Regions from separate parts of the Mus musculus genome. Here region 1 is linked to region 2. The links are chromatin loops, found by intact Hi-C in ENCODE. Cell type or tissue: gastrocnemius. All regions are shown on one strand. Each heading gives the region's core, and the rest is flanking DNA. Links, peaks and the distances in the headings are about the cores only.

What was found. Peaks named below come from ENCODE experiments on the same cell type or tissue, not always from the same donor. Only the 100,000 strongest peaks of a DNase experiment are listed, where the experiment ranks them.
Region 1: it touches region 2 in a loop (5-fold over the local background); 32 of 42 quality-filtered maps call a loop at or near these places.

What each region holds. Positions count from the first base shown.
Region 1 is chr11:117,349,364-117,359,869 of GRCm38, reverse strand. Septin9 (septin 9) reads right to left here. Exons shown (of 11, transcript NM_001113487.1): 3 at 8,250-8,441; 4 at 7,593-7,721; 5 at 7,182-7,263; 6 at 6,645-6,782; 7 at 4,943-5,060; 8 at 3,440-3,535; 9 at 3,161-3,257; 10 at 400-451. Among named protein-coding and RNA genes, the nearest start is that of Gm51932, 19 kb to the right of the region's middle. In gastrocnemius, for the core only: a CTCF peak has its summit at 1,395 (motif pointing right); DNase peaks (open chromatin) are centred at 407, 511, 1,433 and 1,805.
Region 2 is chr11:117,065,989-117,077,746 of GRCm38, reverse strand. It overlaps Snhg20 (small nucleolar RNA host gene 20), which reads right to left and starts at 964. Exons shown (of 2, transcript NR_027059.1): 1 at 545-964. Mir6516 (microRNA 6516) reads right to left here and starts at 399; the gene lies at 290-399. In gastrocnemius, for the core only: CTCF peaks have their summits at 4,138 (motif pointing left) and 5,438 (motif pointing left); a DNase peak (open chromatin) is centred at 5,422; H3K27ac peaks cover 600 bases.

The sequences.
Region 1 (10,506 bases), core at 56-2,555, 290 kb before region 2:
TATTCCTGGAATCCCCACCCCAGGCCCTCAGACAGTCCTGCCTGGCAGGACTTTTTCTACTAATGTATATTAATCACACAAATGAATTTTTTCTTTTAGTTTGTTAGTTTTGTTTGGGACATATAGTCCAGGCTGTGCTGTGTGGACAGTAGCCATAGCTGAATCTAGCATGTTTAGCCCACTGGGGACCGGATGGAGCCCCTCTCATCCTGGTGACTTCGAAAGGTTAGAAAGAATCCTCATTTCTTCATCCATTCCCAGGTTTCTGTTAGCTTGTTTTCAGCTCAGTTCCCGAGAACAGGGCTGACATCAGGCGGCCAGGGTGGGGCCTTTCCCGCCCATCTACCACCACCAACCCCCAGAGCCGGTCCTCCCAAGGGGCCTTCAGAGCTGACTCACCTGATAAGGAGATCCCGCAGGTAAGCAAATTCACAGTGAGTGGTATTCTCAACTAAGGAAAAGAGAAGGAGAGATGATCAGTGGGGAGGAAGCCCCTCCTCTCCTCCCCGGGAAAGCCAACAGCTTCCAGAAAGCCCCGCCCACTGGGCAGGATGATTGACAGCCACTCGATGGTTTCGGAGTCAACAGGGAGACTCGCCTCTAGTGTGTCTATGAGAGGCTCAGCTGAGGGAAGACCCACAGGGAATGTGGGCAGCACTATCCTGTGGGCCGAGTTTTCCCAGTTGAATAAAAAAGAAAGTGAACTGAATTCCAGCATTTATTTATCTGCTTCCTGACTGCGGATACACAGCGATCAACAGTCTATTGTCGTGCCGCCATGACACCCCAGCATGATGGACTGCACCCTGGAACCGTGAGCCCAAATAAACCCCTCATTCCTTGTGTTCTGGACTGGGGTGAGTTCTGTTGGCTTCTCTGACCCAGTTTCTCAATAAAATGAGCAAATGACTCAGTAGATAAGGGCATTTGCCGCCAAACCCAATGACTGCAGTTTGATTCCCAGAACCACACAGTAGAAGGTGAGAGCCAACTCTTGCAAGCTGTCGTCTTACTACTACATCCGTGTTTTGGCATGTGCGTGCCCTCTCCCTCCAATAAAGTAAATAAGTTAATAAATAAATGTAAGAGAAATTTAAACGGGAGATCAGCATGGCTTGGACCTTAAGGGCACAAAAGACCAAATGAGCCAAGGATGTATTCTGACTTTGTGACGCTTTTGAGGAACCAAGTAGCTTTCCATCCTCCAGGTAGTACTCTGGCCACCTTCCAAGGATGGAACAGACACTTCAGATGGTGCGTACCAAGGATTAGGAGTAGGCCCCATTGGATGGGACTTAGTAAGTTATGAACTCACAGGGTCCCTGATAGGAACTTGCACCAGGTTCACTTTACAAGGATGCTGGATGTGGGAACGACCACCAGGGGGCGTACCCAGAGGCTGCCTGGATCCTTAGCTGGGAACAGTAATCTAACCTGGCTAAATGAGTTCTCATTGAGTGCATGCAGTACCCAAGTTGGCCATCAGGGGCCAGAAGAGACACGTTAGTATCCAATGCCTCTCCTAGAGTCCCAGGGCTTTTACCCCAAACTTTACTCCTCCAAACCTTGCCTTGCATATTCCTGGAGAGGATTTAGAGGATGAGGAAGACATCAAAGATGGGAAGGAACGACTGAGGGGAACCAAGCTGAGGACAAGCTATTGAGAGAACAGCTTCAGAGAGGCCCCTAGAGTCACTTCTGGGGTCAACACCTGACATTGAGGGGAGTGCTACAGGAGGCCACGGGCACCAAAACCACCCAGAGACTGTCCCCAGGACACCCCACCTGGCAGACCCACAGGAGGGCACAGTAGGGGAAGGGAGGGGCTGGAAGACAGGCCCTCTTCAGCGGTCACCTCAGAAAGACCAGGCAACAATTCCAACTCCAGGGTCTCCAGTGCAAGGCTTCACGTGGCATGCCAGACCACCTCCCAGTATGGAGCCCTGGCTGTCCATTCATTCTGTTTTCTTACTCTGCTTTCCCTCCCTTGCTCTTTCTTCTTAGACAGTGTCTCCGGGAGCCCAGGCTGGCTCCGAGCTCACTGTAGGGTGGGTGAAAATGAAGGAGTCCCTGACCCTCCTGGCTCCACATCTCAAAGACTAAGATCATAGATCCCGCAGAAACAGCACAGAAACAGCAAACCTGGTTTCTGGGGGGCAGAGTGTGGAACTCATTTAATTCAAGGCAAGCACCTGACCAATGGTTACTAGCCCAGTGACTCAGTGGTTCTCCACCTACGGGTCACAACCCCAAGCATCCTGCGTGTCAGATGTTTACGATTTGTAACAGTTGCAAACTTACAACCCCAGGCATCCTGCTAGTGTCAGATGTTCACGATTTGTAACAGTTGCAAACTTACAGTTATGAAGTAGCAACGAGAATAATTTTATGGTTGGAGGTCACCACAGCATGAGGAACTGTGTTAAAGGAAGGTTGAGTTGGCACTGGACAAGGATGAGCGGGAGGGACCTGGGGAACTGAAAGGGTTAAATGGTAATCCACTATGGGGAGGGTGGTCCTGGCTGGAGGCCTCTATGCCCAGAGCCAGGAAGCACCAACCAGACCAGAGCCTTAGAGTAAACTGCTCCTCGGAGAGTTCCAGCAGCTGGGGTGTGGCACCTATGATCCCAGTGCTCCGGAGGCCAAGCAGGAGGACTTGAGTACCAGGTCATCCTGGGCTCCATCCTGTTTTGCCTAGACCTTAGGACAGAGGTCTAGCCTGCACCTATGAAGGGTGCAAGACTGGGGCCCTAGAGAACTGGGATTTCCCCCAAATCAAAGCCTCAACTCTCTGCTTCTCTGTGGGGCCTTTTGACCACACTGGTCACAAGGAACAAAGTGGGTTTTCATCTTCCAGGCAGCTCTGCCCTTCCCCATCCTCCGTTCCAAAGAGGGTGGAAGAGTAGAGAGAAGAGCCAAGAAAATCCCTGGACCCATCCCACCTGGGGTGCTGGACCCCAGGAAAGTTCAGAGCCCCAGCCCTCAGTGCGTGGGACAAAGTAACAAAAGTCTGGCAAAGTCATTAAATTCAGGGACCCTGGTGTACATGAGGTGCACACTACAGCCAGTGTCCTTACAAGAGACAGGGACCCACAGCGCAATGGGTGACGGCCCAGGCCCAACTACAGCTTCAACACTGCAGCAGCATAGCAGCCAATACCTTCGATAGTGCCCCACTTGGTCTTCCTTCCCAGAATCCTCTTGCCATTGACTTGATACTCATGGTCGCTGCCCACCACAGCAAATGGGATCATCTCCTGAAAGAGGGACGGAAGAGTTAGTCACAGTGATCGGCAGGGCCAGTGCCACCCTCGAACACCCTGTGTCTTGGGCCTGGAAAACTGCAGGCCTTGCCTTCAGAGGACCCAGAGTGGACAGACTGCCTCCCGTCTATCTGTCCACCGCCCCTGACCTCCCAGAGGCAGATTGACCCACTGACCCGGAACTTTTCGTTCACCAGCCGGTCTTCTGCGTCCTCATCAAACTCCTTCTGCGGGTACACGTCAATGCCGTTGGACAGCAGGTCTGCAGTGATCTGGGAGATACAGGGTGAATCAGGCTATCAGCCACTCAGGTGCCTGAGCCATGATCCCCTAACAAAGGCAGGCTCTGAGTGGGCCCACCCTGAGGATGTCTAATTTATTTAAAGATTCATTTTACATTTACTTTATATATACAAGTGTGTCACCTGCATGTGTACCACATGTATGCTAAGTGCCCATGGAGGCCAGAAGAGGGCACACTGAGTTCTCTTGGAGCTGGTTGTGAGCTGCCACGTGGGTGCTGCGAATTGAACCTGAGTGCTCTTAACCCCTGAGCCGTCTTTCCAGCCCCACTGCCACCACGTTTTGGAAACAAAGTCTGTAGCTCAGGCTAGCCCCAAACTGGCTACATAAACAAGAATGACCTCAAACTTGTGAACCTCCTGCCTCTACCTCCTAATCCTGGGAGGCGACAGTTATCATGCTCAGTTCCATGTGGTGCTGAGATCAAACCCTGAGCCCTCTCGATGGTAGGAGAGCACTCTACCGCCTGAGTTCCACCCCCGCCGAGGATCACCAGCTCTGAAGCCTTAGGCATCAAGAAGCACTCGCCTGTCCCGAGGGGCCCTGCAGCCATTGTCCTGAGTCTCCCTGCGCTTTCTGTGCAGCTCCCCCCTCCACTCCCCCCTAGAAAACAACTCAGGCTTGCTGCGCCCTCTTTCCGAAAACCCTCTCAGGATGAGCATGGTAGCCCAGGGTGTACCTGCCTGCTGAAACTCTCCCCAGCTTGACGACTTACTGACAGCCCACGTGGCTGTCAATATAGGGTGGCCCAGGGAATAGCTGACTGTCTTATCTGTTCAAGCAGATCCAGGCTCTCAAAACACCGGGGAGCATCCTGGTCTCTTCTCCAGCAGATGCATCCCTGACTACCCTCCCCTATGCATGCTGGGAAAATCCCCAACACACAGCTAGGGAAGGAAGCCCTGGTAGCCTCTGCAATTGGATTTGAGGCCTCTCTTACAACCCCAGGCTGGAGCTCTCAAGAGGCTCCAAAGTCACCTCACACAGAAGAGGCCCAGGGCTTACCCTACTGCAGACGCCTGCAGGTACAGCCCTATCACCCAGACAGCAGTGGCCCTGACCATGGCAGAGAAGGAGGAAGCCACTGAGGTGGACTGTCCCACTTAATAAAACTCAGGAATGCTGGGTCCAATGGCCCTGACACATTTGCATCTGCTTGATCTACTCCCTTCTGAACCCCACTGAGACGGCTGGATATGGGGAGCCCCACATCCACAAAGGCCAGGGGCTCCCCCAAGGCTGAACACATGCTGTGAAGAGCTGAATAGGCGCCTTTCCTATCATATATCCCAGGGCTGGACAGGCCCCTGTCAAGCCTGTCACTTGTCTGGGCAGTCCTGGAGGGGAAGGGGCTGGGTAGAGGCCATGAGTCCTACCCGCTGTTTGAAGTAGACCCTCTCCTCCAGGGTCAGCGTGTCAGCCTTGGCGATGACTGGGACAATGTTCACCACTTTGCTTAGGCGCTTCATGAATTCAATGTCCAGGGGCCTGAGCCTGAAACAGAACAGTGCAAAAGACTTTGTTTAGGGGTCCCAGTGGGGGCCATGTTGATGGAGGGGTAAGGTTGGGCCTTAGTAGGGTGAGCACTCTCCCCTCATGGAGCTGAGGGTGGGGAGCTGGTGTAAAGCTGGCTTTAAGCTCCCTCATCCACAAGATCTTCAGAGTCCAACTGGCCCTGGACACCGTCCACCCAGAGAGTGACTCGGCTCACAACACTGTCATGCCGTGGGGTTTTCAATGCCAGGGAAAAGGAGACACGAGGGACGGTATCCAGAAGCTCCAGGCCCTGGGACAGGCTGGCTGTTCCCAGGTCAGCCTGGCTGCAGAGACCCAGGGTCTGATCCAGGGATGGGGCAGAGGCTGGCAGACCCCAAGCCTGGGCACCATTTTCTCATTGGAATGGCATCTTCCCCATAGCAGTATCTTCAGGCCCAGACAGCCTGCAGGAAGTGAAGCTTCAGTCAGAAGCCAAGCAATGATGGCCAGAAGCCACTACTGTCCCCTGGGACTGAGCGGCTGGAGGAAGGGCCCTAGTCCAGAGGGTCACCACTGGGGAAGTGTCTGCCTCTGGCTCTCCCTGCTGAAGCCATGTCAGCCATGTCTCCTCTGTCAGCCTTGGCCTTGCCCGAGGCTGTGCTCGGAGCAGCTACAGAACCCCAAACAAGCCAGCCCCAGCTGAGGCCAATGGCATGCCGGGTTAGCCTGCACCCTGAATGCTCCCTTCTGCCCGCGTCCTCTCTAAGCCCGCCCTCCCAGGCCCCTATAACAGGCTAATTCCCAGAACTGGCTCTTGTGGACCCCACTGGAGACAGCCACTACTGGCAAGCTCAGACAACGATATTTGGGTTTTTCCAACCAGACCCCAGTGAGACTTTTGCCCTCTAGACAGGGTGCAAGATGAAAAGTCCCTTCAAAGCCCACGCTCTTACACCCAGGGATGAGCCAGGAACAGCCGGGAGTGTGCACACTCTAGCAGCACCAAATCTGTGACTCCTCAACTCTTCTAAACGAGCCACCTCCGGCTCCTGCTGCTCTGAGCCCAGGACTAGACATGCACCCTACACGGAGTCAGGACAAGCGACCAGGATATCCAGCAAGGAGAGGAACAACACGGATGTACTGGGAACAGATGAGACTCACAGGAAGCCAAGAACCCTGATCACTGAGACCACTGACAGTCTAGCTGCCCCGGGAGATTCCAAAGGGAGATTCTGAAAGGCACCTGGAATTCCGAAGCCTCCCAGGCCCTAAAAGCATCTTTGTCAAGGACGGGAAATGGGGGCAGGCACATGTACAGCCCGAGAGTCTCATTCCATCTGCAGAGACTGACTACCGGATTCTAGAACACCCCAGAGTCTGCCCTGTCCTCAGCTCTGTGCACAAAGGGAAGAAGGCAGAGTGGGCGTGGAACCGCCCAGTCTAGAGGTCATGGAGAACTTCTGTAGGCACAGACGCCCCATGACAGTTGCTGACACAGCTCTGACTCAGTGCCCCTGTCCCTGTGCCCAGACAGAATCCTGCTTGTATGGGAACTGGGGATTCCCACCATCAAGACAAAGGGCCCAGCATGGGACATACGAGTGGCCGGTGGCTGGGATGAAGTAGAGGCAGCAGTGGACACGGGTGTCGGGAATGCGCTTCTTCCGGTTGATGTTGACTTCCTCCTGCAGGTACTTCTCATATTGGTCATTGATGAACTTCATAATGGGCTGCCAGCTGCATGGAGAGCCGGGTTAGCCTGCACCCTGAATGCTCCCTCCTGCCCGCGTCCTCTCTAAGCCCGCCCTCCCAGGCCCCTATAACAGGCTAATTCCCAGAACTGGCTTGACACCAGCCTCTGATTTCATACAGGAATGCTGGTGGTTGCAAAGACAAACCAGCCTTATTTCAGATTTTCTGCCATACTCCCCATGCTGATCTTTGCCCTGGGGTGGGAAACCCACCCCAGATGGGAGCCGGGTGACCCCATTTTGATCTAGAATGTTAGACCCCAAATGCACGGCTTTAGAGTTTGAAATAATCTTATGGCAGGGGGGTCTGGCCTCCAGTGGTATCATGGAGCCCCAAGACCAGTGGGGCTTTTACTGATAGAGGAAGGTTCTCTCAGTGACCTACCAGTTCTCATTGTTGATGTGGTCTCCGAAGCCCGGCGTGTCAATCACTGTCAGCTTCATTCGAACCCCCTTCTCTTCAATATCTGCACAAACCATAGCACCCCAAGTCAGGCGGGTCACCCCAAGCCTTCAGGTTGCCTGGCCAGCCTGGTACGTCCCAGAAAGGGCTGTGATAACAGCTGAGGCCATGCCAAGGAGCAAGTGACCTCTTCTGGGTGGTGCCAGCCATGACTCTTAGTATAAAGAAACCTCAGATGTCTGTGGGAGCTCAGCCTGGTGGGCCCATGGGAATCCAGCCCACTATTACTCAGTCCCAATTTTCCCACGGGGTCACGTGACCTCTCTAGTGCTATGCTCTGACCCCACACCCTGGGAAGACGCAGTCCCTACACCCAGCCTCCGTGGTGCTGACCGTGGGTGATCGACTTGATTTCGATCGTCTTGGGGATGCGTTCCTCCGAGGTGGGCTGCACCGACTTCCGGCTGATTTTGGACTTGAAGAGGGTATTGATTAAAGTGGACTTCCCGAGGCCGCTCTGCCCTGGGGAGAGAAGGGAAGGCCGGTTGGAAGGCTCTCCAAGAACACAGTTCATGGCTACATCACACTATGACCAGGACATCCTTGGATAGCCCTGCCTGAGGCTTCACCTCCTCAGTGGAAGTCCAGGGTTGGGTTTAAACCCCAATGTGGGGATTTGGGGCCTGGTTTAACTCAGCAGAGCTCCTTCCTGGTCCTAGGAAGGCCACCCAAAGCAAGAAGGGACACCAAGACTCCAGAGGTGTGGGCCTAGGTAGCTGCAACAGCCCCTAAGAGATGTGTAGGCTGTGTGAAGATCTGGGCAGAACAGACATCCTGACAATTCACCAGACAGAGGCCCTGCAGTCGGAAGCCTATCTGACTCTATTGGTTTAGGACCTCAGCCTATGGCACACATTTGCCCAGACACTACCCTGGAGAGCTGATAGGCCAGATATGGTGGCACTCTTAATCCCAGAACTCGGGAGGCAAAGGGAGGCAAGATCTCAGCTGGGGCTGAGGCTAGCCCCCCGAATGGCCTGTAACACTCACCAACCACCATGATGTTAAACTCGAAGCCCTGTTTCATAGCCTTCCTGCGCATCTGCTCCAGGATGGAGTCGATCCCCACATAGCCGAACTCCATGGGGGCCTTTTCGTTCCGTGACGCGGGGGCCTGCTTGAGCATGGCATCTCTAGGGTTGTCAGCCATGTCGCCAACACAGCTGGGAGTCACCTCGGAGTCTGGGGAGGGAGAAACAGAGACGTGAGAATGGGATCTGCAGCCAGCATGGCACTCAGATGGGAAACCAAGGCTGCAGGGGTCGGTGACTTGCCCATGAAACTCCTGCATAGCATCTCAGAACTGAAATCCCCTACAGTAGCATTCAACTGGTCCACACCACTCAGCCATCTGCCTCAGGTCTCTGCCAGCTCTGCCAACCAGGGCTCCCCTGGTTCCAGGTGGGCAGCAAGGACTTTGTTCCATATTCTGTTGGCCCCAAGTCCTGAGGGTTGAAGGCACACGCCCTTCGCCTCTGCTCAGAGCTTACAGTAACTGTAGCTAGCACTCAGGGCCCTTCACGGTCCAACAGGTGACCACAGGCAGTTCCCAGGGGAGGGGTGATCTGATTTCTACCTGCCTCTTCCAGACCTGACTCATCCTCACTGGGGGTGTCTCTTCTCCCAGGTGGCCCACCCATACAGTCCCCAGGCAGGATAGGCAGGAAACAGGCTACGGCCGACAGCAAGTGCCCTCACCCTCACGCAAAGGCCAGATTTGGTTTGTAGGTCTGTGGACAGGCTAGGGGTTAAACTTGAAGACTTCAGCTTCCTTCAGTAGGTCAGGGTTAGAGCCTCCTGTGGCTGAGTGCATGCATGGTCAGAGCCCAAGCCTGGGGGATGATTCAGATGGAGACCGTAGGTGCTCACACCCTGCAGGGGTGTGCAAGGCTGGTTCCACCCGGTCTGGTTGAACAAAATGCTTACAGTATACCTAACTGTTATTCTGAGATAGCCTGCCAGTGCGGCTCTGAAACCCAGGCCGCTGTGGGGTGGTCGAGGTAGAGCTGATGCATTGCTGATAAGCCCTAGAGAGGCACCTCTTTCAGCCTCTATGGAAAATGTCAGCAGTCTCAACTTATGACCCCACAGCCCAGCCCCCCAAACACAGCCAGGACAGAGGGGTCACCAGTTGCTTCCCAGTTTCCTTTCCTTATGTCTGTTCCCACGCACGCTAACCTCAAAGAGGCTCAATGAATACTTGTGCCTTCTCCTCCCTCAGAGAGGAAGGGAACCGACCAAAGGTGCTGGGGGGGGGGGGCACCATTCCAAGTGAGCAGGGGCCAGGAAGCAGCAAAATGATGGGTCTGTAGCATAGGGGCTTTTTCAGGCTTTGGTTAAACTGTCTCTCCACGTCCGGGGAAACCACTAAACTCAAGCTGACTCGTCCCAGACGTCCTCAGCTCGCTCAACCCTGACCATCTCTGGCCTGGCAGCTTTTCTCTCCGTTTTACTAGCATGTCCAGCGGGAGCAAAGCCGGACACACTTCCTCTCAGCATCTTCTCAAGGCTTGAGTGGCAGAAAGGACAGGAGAAATGGCTTGCAAAGCTAGCTTCAGGAAGGAGATGTGGGGACCACCCCCACAGGCATCTAGTTTACTGGTCAGTAACTTCCTGTTCCTCGGCCTCCACAGGGTGCAGGCAACTCTACTTCTGGCATGTGGCGGGAGAGGGGTGGTGGGAGAGGGGAGGCAATTGAACAAGAGAATGCTTGTAAACACAGCAGGAGCTGCCACGGGGTCCAGACGCCCCCAAACAATGACACAGACAGTCCTAAGGGACAGTGCCTGCCATCAGGAGCATCCCCAACCCAGGTCAGTCCCCTCCACAAGGCTTCAAGAGTGTCTGTCAGCTCTCCACTCAGAAATACTCTCCTGTGTTTCGGGCATCTTTAAATAAACAAAGACCTTGTAACATCTGGCCCTAGAACCTGTGGCTTTGGGGCCCGCTTCCTGGAGAACGACACGGGGCCCTGCCTTGCCGTGCAGGGGTTCAGGCCTTGCGCACATGACTGAAAATTGCTTCCATCTGTTTATGAGTCTGAGACTCACTTTGCCCTCCCCCTACCTCTCTGCTCAACAGTGAAAGGAGGTGTGGCTGTCCCCCAACTCTCCCTAATCGCCCCCAGTCAAGGAAGGCACACCTCGGGCCCCAGGTGGCCCTTCTCCATGTATTAAGGTTCACAGCAGAAGCCCAAACCAAGCTAAACATCCAGCCTGCCAGAGGGCCTGCTTGAGAAATAATAAGA
Region 2 (11,758 bases), core at 3,958-6,457:
AGAGCGGGGTGGTGCAGTTGCTGGAGAGATGGCTCAGCATTGAAGCTGAACACTTGTTGCCCTCTTAAAGGACCTGGGTTCAGTTCCCAGCATCCACACCGGGGCTGACAATACTCTATAATGCCACTTCTGGGAAATCTGGTACCCTCTTGTGACCCCTTGGGGGCACCAGGCAAACATCCACACTCTAAAATAAAATAAAATAATGAATACGTCTTTTTTCTCTTTTTTATCTAAAGTGAGGGGCTTGAGTAATGGTCAAATATTTGCTTTTGGAGGACTGTGCTCAGTCCCCACAGCTTCAGCAGGGCTCCTGTTTGCAGTATCATACATGACCACCAAACTGCTGCTAGGATGTCCACACCTGTTACTGCAAATTCTAACCCCAGGGAAGAGGTTCCTCCTCCTCTGGGATTTTACTTTAGGTCAAGGTCGGGCTGTCTGGTACGGGGCTGCACCCACCTCGGGCGGGTACAGCCACACAGGAGCCTTTTCCCAGACCGTCGGCCTCAGGTCACCGTCCCACCCCCAAGGATTGACATACCTGGGCCAACCAAGCTCAAGTCACTGGAAACGCTCCTCGGGAGGAAGGAGCTTGTGCGTGCTTCCGTCTAGTCGTTGGGGGATGTGGTTCATTTCCTGGGTGGGGAAATAAAAAGACAATTTAATACAATTCTGTGTAAGCGGACGAACCCGTGCGGCGCCTGCAACACAGAAGCAGCCAGTGCCCCGCCGATGGCGGCCCGGGCCTAGGGCCTTCCTACAACTCCAGCCCATCCCGCGATCGCGTGCCGGCCCGGGGTCAGCCTCCTCCCATGGGAGTCCCGGGAGAGGTTTCTGAATCCCACGATCGCCTTCGGGAGGCTCCACGGCGCCCCCGAGCCACGCTGCGCAGGATGCATCCCCTCTGCACGGAGCACGCGAGTTCTCCTCCCCGGCGGAACCAGCTCTGCAAATGCACTTCCGGCCGGAACTGAAGATTTACCATCGAGACGGCCGCTAGAAGGTCGCTCTGGCCTTCGGGTCATCCAGGTCGGCCTTAAAGGGGCCGCGTTCTAGACGCGGTTAGAGCGGCCAGAGTTCCACGCGGCGGTGGGACCTCGTCTACAGGGGCGCAAGCGGGAGGGACTCCCTACTCTTGGGCGGCAGGAGCTAGCCTAGCCACTGACCCTTTATCAATCACGCAGCCCTGTGCAGACCAAAAAGTTGACTTTCCCGAGCCCAGTCAGCCCTGTTGTGGCAAAGGCAGTTGAAACCCAGCTGGTTCTGTTGCAAACCTGTGTGTGACCTTCCATCACAGTATAAACCCATAGGTGGTATCAACTGATACCCGTTGACGTCAGCACCCTCTTGATCCAAAGGCTTCCCAAAATCGCACCTCTGACCTGACCGCCGCAGGACTGTATCTAGAATCATGCCTTCAGCAGAGACCTCCCGAGGAACATGACACCGTGGTCCAGCAAAGGGTTAGTTAGATCTGTGATGTGGCATCTCTGGGCTAAGACCTCCAACCTCCAAAGTGGCATCCAAGTCCTGCATGCAGGTCCAGGTTTCAATCATCCCAAGGTATCCCAGGGGCCAATGGGAAATCCCACGAAAAAAAATTGATCAATAATGCCAGGGCCAAGTCGGTGCTATGTAGTAATTTCCTCCGAAACATCTCACCCGGAGGGAAGCTTGAGAAAGTGCGATCCGGATAGTCCTTAAGACTCTAAGACTCGGAAAATAAGTGACAAGTCTCAAAAAATTCCTAAAGCTTACCAGATTCACAAGGCCCCGCCCTCCTTAATGAGGAGAGACCCTCCGAACTTGTGGAATTAGCCCCAAATCATGCAGAGAGCTCCAGTTTCCAGCTCTCCTGAGCTGTCACTCATGCTGGGCTAGGCTCTTAGTAATGTGAGTGTCTTTGGGCTATCCGTGCTCCTGTGAGTAACCCCAGAAAACTGGCCACTTCATGGGGGCGGGAGGGGCATTTGGTGTCATTGTTACTTTGGTCTGTCATTTAGTAAACAAGGTGGTCTCATCTCCCTAGGGAAAGTGTCACACAGCCATTACCCCTACAGCTGTGGCTCCTTCTAACTGGAATCAAGATCATCTTCAGGTCAGCTAGAGGCGCGGGGAAAGGCAAGGAGAGGGTGCACTCTGTATTTTCAGTAAATGAAGAAAATGACACACGAACCTCATTGAGATGAATGAAGGGTTTTTGCATGTTTCACTGTAATGTGAATCCAACCACTGAATACAGACTCCCCCTTTGAAGGCTATTTTATTTATTTATTGAGATGAGTCTTGTGGATGTAAAAACACAACTGTGGGAAGCCACATGTGCCGTTGCAGAGTGACACTGACTACTGCTGGCCACCACCCATAAGTTTGGACAAACAACCAATGTGTACATATGCAGTAAAGTTTTTTGCAAAGACACTGCCTGGCCTGGGCATGATAATGAGGCTTTGAGAGTATAACCACTCAGATGTGAGACATGCAAATGAGGTATGATAATGAGGCTCTGTGAGGTACAGAGAGAGAATAGCCAATCAGATGAGGAACATGCAAATGAGGCGTAGTGCATAACCAATCCGGGTGTGAGACACGCCTCTCCTAGGCCTATATAAGCAGCACCAGTTCTGGGCTTGGGGTCTCTTCGCCTCTGCAATCAAGCTCTCCCAATAAATGTGTGCAGAAGGATCCTGTTGCAGCGTCGTTCTTGCTGGTCGAGTCCGACGCGCGCAAGACACAACTTTTGCCCCAAAGGAAATAAGAGATAATTTATTCTGGAGCCATTTGTTGTTGTTGTTGTTTTCGAGACAGGGGTTTCTCTGTATAGCCCTGGCTGTCCTAGACCAGGTTGGCCTCGAACTCAGAAATCCGCCTGCCTCTGCCTCCCCAGTTCTGGGATTAAAGGCATGCACCACCACGCCTGGCTCTGGAGCCAAATTTGAGGGACCAAAATTCAGGAAACACAGGGCCAGGTTACTTCAGGTCCATGTCTGTGGGAAATTGCAGGCTGGTATCCAGTTGAGCTGAGGTCTGAACCCCGATGGTCATAATTCACCTACATGACATGGTAGGCGTTCCCTTATGCTCCTGGAACTCTGGCTCCTGCCTAAGTTACCACCTCCCACACCCTCCACAAGAGAAGCATGGTCAGTGGTAAGTAGTCGTGTAAGCAATGGCCCAAGCTTCTGACCTTCAGGCTAAACTCCTCCCCAGTTACCTAGCAACAGTGAAGACCATAAAAGGGGCTGTTAGGCCCCCACCTTGATCTCTTACTCCTTTGTTCCCTTACCTCTCACTTCTCTCTCCTCTTCCCTTTCTCTTTGTCTTCTCCTCTCTCTCTCTTTCTCTCTAGCCTCTCTCTCTCCCTTCTCTCTTTCCCCTGCATTTCTATAATAAAGCTCTTAAACCATAGAAAATCTCTGTTCCATCAAGACCCGCTGCACACTCTGATCAGTGTTGGGAACTTCTTCCCCTATCCTGTCTCTCCTATAACCCCAGGGCGACAGGGTGTGGCCTCGGGGGTCCCTGGTCAGGGACAGCCCCTTCTCCACCCATCAGAGGCTTAGATCTCCACCGGGAGCCATGTGGAAAGTGCCTGGCAGTCTCCCTGAGTCCACCTGCCCAGAGCACAGGCACTCTGGCCGGACATGGCATATTTTCCCTTCCCATTCTCCCTGGGCCTCCCCGCCCCCCCTTTTTTTTGTCCCCACATGAAAGTGGTTTCCTTAGGTTTGTAAAGTAATAAAACAAAGAAGGACTTAAAACAAGGCATTTTAGGGCTGGCGAGATGGCTCAGTGGTTAAGAGCACCAACTGCTCTTCCGAAGGTCCCGAGTTCAAATCCCAGCAACCACATGGTGGCTTACAACCTTCCGTAACAAAATCTGATGCCCTCTTCTGGAGTATCTGAGGACAGCTACAGTGAACTTACATATAATAAATAAATAAATCTTTAAAAAAAAAAAAACAAAAAAAAACCAAGGCATTTTGTAAAAATCTATCAGTGGAGGGCTGGAGCATCGGCTCAGCATTAAGAGCACCGGCTGTTCTTCCAGAAGACCTGGGTTCAATTCCTGGCTCCAAATAGCAGCGGAGCAACATCTGCAAGTCCAGTCATGTGGGAGTACAGCGCCACCGTCTGGTCTCTCTGGGCACACGCCCGCAAAAGCATTCCTAGACATAAAAAATTAAAAAAAGAAAAATTTAAATACACTGATGGAGACAAGAAAGGCGGTTACAAGATGGTGGAGTCTCTCCTATAGGACTCGGGTGCATTTTTAGCTTTTAGATTGGCAGAAACTAAGTTAATAGATTCTAAAAGCTTTTTTCCCCTCTCACTCACAAAAACGTTAGTACGGACACAGAGATGGACCAGGGATGGCTACTTAAGAGGCACAGATGAGCCCATGATAAGGTAATTAGGGTCTTGGCCGGCAGGCAGTGTTGTGACTACTCTGTTGTTCCATACCACAGCAATTCCCATCAGCCTCTGCCGGAACATTTCCAGGAATCCTCATTTATAGTCTCATGTAGCCCAGGCTAGCCCGGAACTCTATATGTAGTTGAGGATAACTTTGGTTCCTGACCCTCCTGCCTCTGCCTCTCCAGTGCTTGGATTTCAGGTGTATTGCACGTTTGGCTGTCTTTTACTCTCGGTGGGAGTCTCTTCATCTGACAGTCTTGAAGTCACCCAGAGGCTTTGTGGGAGAAAGCCCTGGAGGTTTCCAGGCCCCCTCCCACCCCGCTTCTCTGTCCACACTTAGTGATTTAGTTTTGCTTGCTCCACATTCCTCAACTTCCGTTGTCTGGTTTTCATGCTGGAACAGCCCAGCTTGGTTTTACTCTATTTTATCAGCTTACATGATAATTTAAAATGTTTTAGGCTAGCAGGCAGTGGTGGCACACACCTTTAATCTCAGCACTTGGGAGGCAGAGGCAGGCAGATCTCTGTGAGTTTGAGGCCAGTTTGGGCTACAGAGTGAGTTTTATAACAGACAGGGCTACACTGAGAGACCCTGTGCTGGAAACTGAAAGAAAATAAAAAAACAATTAGAACAAGTCCAACAATAAAAACAGTGGCTTGCAGCAACCGTGGCATTAGGCTCTTTGTGACTGGAGTGAAACTCCGGTCATCCTGGAAAGAAAGCCTTCTGTGTCCCTTGGGCTAATAACACACCAGTGAGCTATCCTGAGGACATAGTTTTCCCTCACTGTGTTGACCAGACTGGCTGAAAACTCCTGGGCTGGAAAGAATCTCCTGCCTGAACCTCCCAAGTAGCTGGGGCTACAAGTTCCCTGTGGTGGCCACATGGGTCGGCTGAACTGTTTCTGCCACGTGGAGACAGAGAGGACCGGGTCCCAAGATGAGCAGAACCAGGCAGCCAGAAGCTGCGGAACAAGAGATGCATTCCATAGCCCCGAGCGCCCCCTGGTGGCGTCTCTGAGTAGTGCAACCCGCCGCATCGTGCTGTCGGTGAGGTCAGAAGCGGACCAGACCCCAGTCCTGGTCTGTGACTCACTAGACCATTAGGGAAATAAGCAAACAAACAAAAAACACAAAAAAACAGCCCACCACATCTCCCTGAAATGTGTTAAATAGTCAACGAGACTGTGTGAGAAAGATTAGTTGGTGGACTTTCCCAGCTTAGAAAGACGCAGAAAGCCGGGCATGGTGGCGCACACCTTTAGTCCCAGCACTCGGGAGGCAGAGGCAAGCAGATTTCTGAGTTCGAGGCCAGCCTGCTCTACAAAGTGAGTTCCAGGACAGCCAGGGCTATACAGAGAGACCTGTTTGCCTCGAAAAACAAAAACAAACAAACAAACAAAAAAGAAAAGAAAAGAAAAGAAAAGAAAAAAGAAAAGAGAGACGCAGAAACATTTCAAAAGCACAGGCTTCATTCAGTTCCTGGTACCCAATGGCAGCCCAGCATCATCTGTAAGTCCAGTCCCAGGGGATCCTGAGCCCTGTTCTGTTCTCTCTGTGCACATGGCATGAACATGGCACATAGACATACACACACACAAAAGCATTCATATACATAAAAAATTTTACAATGGAAAAAAAACTTTAAATACATTAGTGGAGACACAAGAGAGCCAGTTGCAACATGGGGGAGTCTCTCCTATAGGACTCAGGTGCTGTCTGATGACATTCTTAGCTTTTAGATTGGTGGAAGCTAGTGAATAGATTCTAAAATATGCTGACGGAGTCGATGGAAATTCCCAAGAAAAGAGATTTAACGTCCAGGGCCAAAGTTCTTAAGGGGAGCTTACATGTGAGCCATGTGTTAGGGTTCTCTAGAGCTCCAGACTGATAGAATGGATCCGTATATATAAAAAGGGCAGTTGACTATAGTGACTTACAGGCTGTGGACAGCTTGGCCAGCAATGCTGTGTCCTGAGGCAAAGGCCAAGGGTCTAACAGCTGTTCAGTCCAAGAGGCTGGAAGTCTCAGCTCGTCGCCAGTATACTTTGGAATCTTAAAGACCCAGGCTCTAACGCCAGGGAAGGGATGCCTCAGCGATAGGGTAGATGAATGTGCCAAAATGAGCAAGAGCAAGCAGGCAAAATGTGAAGGCATCCATGCCATTTTATGTAGGTTGCCATCAGCAGGCATGTCCAGTGGCTTGGATTTTAGATGTGGTGAAATTGGACAGGAAAGAGGTGTCCCATCTAGGTGAGCCCAGAAGCAGTGATCGGGCTGTAGAGTTTACACTGGCGTTTGAGGGATTTCCGCTGGCTGTGTGTCTTGTGCACAAGGCTCTTTTCTAAGCACTGCAGAAATGGGTTTCTATTTCCAGAAGGGGTGAGGTTGCAGGTGTCAGTGTCTCTGCTGCAGATGCAGAGTGCGTGGAGGGGTCTGCAGAGGGCTCTGCAGCTGTCTGCAGTAGGGCGGGTAGCTTTGGGGTGTTTCTGTAGAATGTCAGTGCCGTGTGATGAGGAATGTCTGTGCTTGTGCTGGGGACCTCACAGAGGGCATGACCCAGGGCCTCATACACTCAGCCACTGTCCTTGAATCCTCACCGCCTGTGTAGGAGTTTGTTGTACCTTGTGACTGTGGCTCCTTAAACTTGGTTTTTATTCAATTATTTTTTTTAGGCACTGGGCTGGAACCTGGAGCCTTTTGTATTTGAAGCAAGCATCCCCCCCCCCACCCCCTCCGCATCCTCCACACACATACCTGCCACATTCCCAAGATGGAGGTTCTTTGTATAGACCTGGCTGGCCTGGAGCTCACTCTGTACACCAGGCTGGCTCCTGGACCTTTTACTCATGTGTAAAAATTTTAAAGTAGGCAGATGAGATGGCTCAGCAGGTAAAGGTGCTTGCTGCCAAGACTACTGACTGACTTTCGATCCCCAGGGACCCTCAAGCTGTGTTGTGAGTGCATAAACATTCTCTCTTTAAGTAAGTAACACATCTCCATCTTACTTTTTGAGATGGGGTCTCTCACGATTCACCTGGACTGGCCAGTGAGTCCCAGTCATCCTTCTGTCTCCACCACTGTAGTGCTGGCATTTCAGGGTGGAGTGGTTTGAATAAGAATGCCCCCTTCCCTTAGGCCAGATTTGAATATTTAGTTTTCAGCTGGTGGAAGTATTTAGGAAGAATTACCAGCCTCCATGTTCCCCACCGTGATGGTCACAGGCTCTGAAACTGTAAGCAAGGCCCCAGCTGCCTTGGTCACGGAGTCGCATCATCGCATCATCGCTGTAGAGGAGTAGCTAAGACATGGGCACACTCCACCATCCCCCCATCTCTTTTTTTTTTTTTTTAAAGATTTATTTATTTATTTATTACATGTAAGTACACTGTAGCTGTCTTCAGACACTCCAGAAGAGGGAGTCAGATCTTGTTGCGGATGGTTGTGAGCCACCATGTGGTTGCTGGGATTTGAACTCTGGACCTTTGGAAGAGTAGTCGGGTGCTCTTACCCACTGAGCTATCCCCCCATCTCTTACACTGGCACTAGGGATCTGACCTCAGGCCCTTCATGCTTGCCGTGGGCCTCCACGAGCATGCGTACACAAACCTAGGGATACCCACATCATGCAGCTGCCCTCTGCTCTACATGCTGCCCCATACCTGTAATCCCAGGCACTTGGAAGGCTGAGGCAGGAGGATTGCAAGTTGAAGGACTGCCCTTGCAACTTAGTGAGGCCCTGTTACAAAAGAAATGTAGCTTAGTATAGAATACTCACCTAATATATTTGAAGTCCTGGGTTCAACTCCTGGTGCCCAAAGATGCCACCTCCTGGGATGTCCCTGTGTGAAGAGGGGGCTTTTGAAGTAGGGGAATATCTGGGTTCACTTTCATTTTTATGCCTTGAATATGAAGTACCCCACACAGGTTTGTGTATTGAATGTTTGGTCTCCAGCTGGTGGTCTGATTTTAGGAGGGTCTGGAAATTTGGGGAGGTGGAGTCTTACAGGAGAAGTAGTTTACAGGTCAAAGACTTACTGTCATCCTCTGCCCCCTGCTGGTCCTGATGAGAGCAGTCCTCCGGAACACACCAGATGTTTAGATCTAGTTCATGGGCTGTTTGGTTTAATGCTCTCTCAAAATTTACCACATCCCCCTTTAAAAACATCACTCAGGGGCTGGTGAGATGGCTCAGTGGGAAAGAGCACCGACTGCTCTTCCAAAGGTCCGGAGTTCAAATCCCAGCAACCACATGGTGGCTCACAACCATCTGTAACAAGATCAAGATCTGACTCCCTCTTCTGGAGTGTCTGAAGACAGCTATGCTACAGTGTACTTACATATAATAAATAAATAAATCTTTAAAAAAAAAACATCACTCAGCATGATGGTTAGTTTTAAGATTTATTTAATTACTTACTTATTTACTTACTTAAAGATTCATGTATTTATTATATGTAAGTACACTGCAGCTGTCTTCAGATGCACCAGAAGAATGCATCAGATCCCATTACAGATGGTTGTGAGCCACCATGTGATTGCTGGGATTTGAACTCAGGACCTTTGGAAGAGCAATCAGTGCTCTTAACCACTGAGCCATCTCTCCAGCCCCAAGATTTATTTATTTATTTGATGAACATTCGGTGCTTCTATGTGACTGTGTCAGATCCTCTGGAACTGGAGTTAGAGTCAGTTGTGAGCTGCCTTGTGGGTGCTGGGAATTGAACCCAGGTTCTCTTGAAGAGCAGCCAATGCTCTTAACTGCTGAGTCATCTCTCCAGCCACTTGATGGTTAGTTTTAATCATCAACTTGACATAATAGAGAATCACCTGAAAGTGTGGCATTGTCCAGACAGGGTTGGCCTGTGGGCCTGGCTGTGGGCTTGGCTGTGGGGTGATTGTCTTGATTGGTTGCTAATTGATATGGGAAGATCCAGTACAATTGGGCAGGGGCTCTGGATTTCACAGGTGCAGGGAAGGCTGTCTGAGCACTGAGCACATGTGCCTTCATACCTGGAGCACACCTGCCTTCATACCTGGAGCACACGTGCCTTCATACCTGGAGCACACCTGCCTTCATACCTGGAGCACATGTGCCTTCATACCTGGAGCACACCTGCCTTCATACCTGGAGCACATGTGCCTTCATACCTGGAGCACACCTGCCTTCATACCTGGAGCACATCTGCCTTCATACCTGGAGCATACCTGCCTTCATACCTGGAGCACACCAGCCTTCATACCTGGAGCACACCTGCCTTCATATCTGGAGCACACCAGCCTTCATACCTGGAGCACACCTGCCTTCATACCTGGAGCACACCTGCCTTCATACCTGGAGCACACCTGCCTTCATACCTGGAGCACATGTGCCTTCATACCTGGAGCACACCTGCCTTCATACCTGGAGCATACCTGCCTTCATACCTGGAGCACACCTGCCTTCATACCTGGAGCATACCTGCCTTCATACCTGGAGCATACCTGCCTTCATACCTGGAGCACACTTGTCTTCATACCTGGAGCACACCTGCCTTCATACCTGGAGCACACCTGCCTTCATACCTAGAGCACATCTGCCTTCATACCTGGAGCATACCTGCCTTCATACCTGGAGCATACCTGCCTTCATACCTGGAGCACACCTGCCTTCATACCTGGAGCACACCTGCCTTCATACCTAGAGCATACCTGCCTTCATACCTGGAGCATACCTGCCTTCATACCTGGAGCACACCAGCCTTCATACCTGGAGCACATGTGCCTTCATACCTGGAGCAACCTGCCTTCATACCTGGAGCACATCTGCCTTCATACCTGGAGCACACCTGCCTTCATACCTGGAGCACACCTGCCTTCTTACCTGGAGCACACCTGCCTTCATACCTGGAGCACACCTGCCTTCTTACCTGGAGCACATGTGCCTTCATACCTGGAGCACACCTGCCTTCATACCTGGAGCACACCTGCCTTCATACCTGGAGCACAGGTGCCTTCTTACCTGGAGCACATGTGCATTCATACCTGGAGCACATCTGCCTTCATACCTGGAGCATACCTGCCTTCATACCTGGAGCACACGTGCCTTCATACCTGGAGCACACCTGCCTTCATACCTGGAGCACACGTGCCTTCATACCTGGAGCACACCTGCCTTCATACCTGGAGCACACGTGCCTTCATACCTGGAGCACACCTGCCTTCATACCTGGAGCACACGTGCCTTCATACCTGGTGACAGCTGCTTCAGGCTCCTGCTGCCTGGACTTCCACTCCAGGCGGGACTGTAACCTGCCACTGTGAGCTGAGATACACTGTTTCTCCCTCAAGTTGTTTTTTTGTTCAGGCAATCATAGCAGCATGCAGGGAACAGGGATGCTTGGATGGATGGGGCGGAGACCCTGGCTGAGGAGAGTCTGGGCTCTTAGGCACTTGTTTGGCCTTCATGGCCTTGGTATAGTTTTTTGTTTGTTTGTTTGTTTTCTGCCGACAGTGCTAACAGAAGCTCCTGGAACCCTCTTTGCACAGTGAGGCACGCCCCTGTTTCTCAGTGTCTATATGAAGCTTGTTCTGTTCTTCCTCCTGGGTTGTTTGGCAGTGGCAACCACTGCCAACTCACAGGCGTTGGTGTTGTCTGTCCAGCTGTATGGACCCCCCAGGTTTGTGTCACCGGGGCCTTCCTTCAGAGACAAAGAGCTCACACTTACCTGCTGCTCTGAGTAGCTGGTCTTGGGCCTCTTTGATTATTCCGTGTCTTCGAAATATCTTCATTATTTTTAGTCTTTTGCTCTTAAGAATTTTTATCACCACCTTGTCAAGTTTCATGAGTTCTATTGACATTTTGATGGGAGCTGAATGGAAAATTTTTCTATCATCTAGGGGAGCTGACATTTCTATACTGGCAGCCTTCTCTTTCACGCATGAATATGGAACACCTCCGTTCATCCGTTCACCTACATCCTTCACGAGGTTTTTATGTCCCGTCTCCACCATGAGCATGACGGGGCTTTGAGGAGTTGGGGTTTTTTTTTTCTTTTTTTTTTTAATGATTTATTTATTTTATGTATATAAGTTCACCATTGCTCTCTTCAGACACACAAGAAGAGGGCATCAGACCCCATTGCAGCCACCCTGTGGTGGCTGGGAATTGAACTCAGGACCTCTGGAAGAGCAGTCAGTGCTCTTAACCACTGAACCATCTCTCCAGCCCTAAGGAGTTTTTTAAAGTTAATATTTTTGTTTGTTGAGGATAGAGAGACGGCCCAGTAATTAAGAACACCTACTGCTCTTTCATAAGACCCGGGCTTAGTTCCCAGCACCCATAGTGGCTCACAAC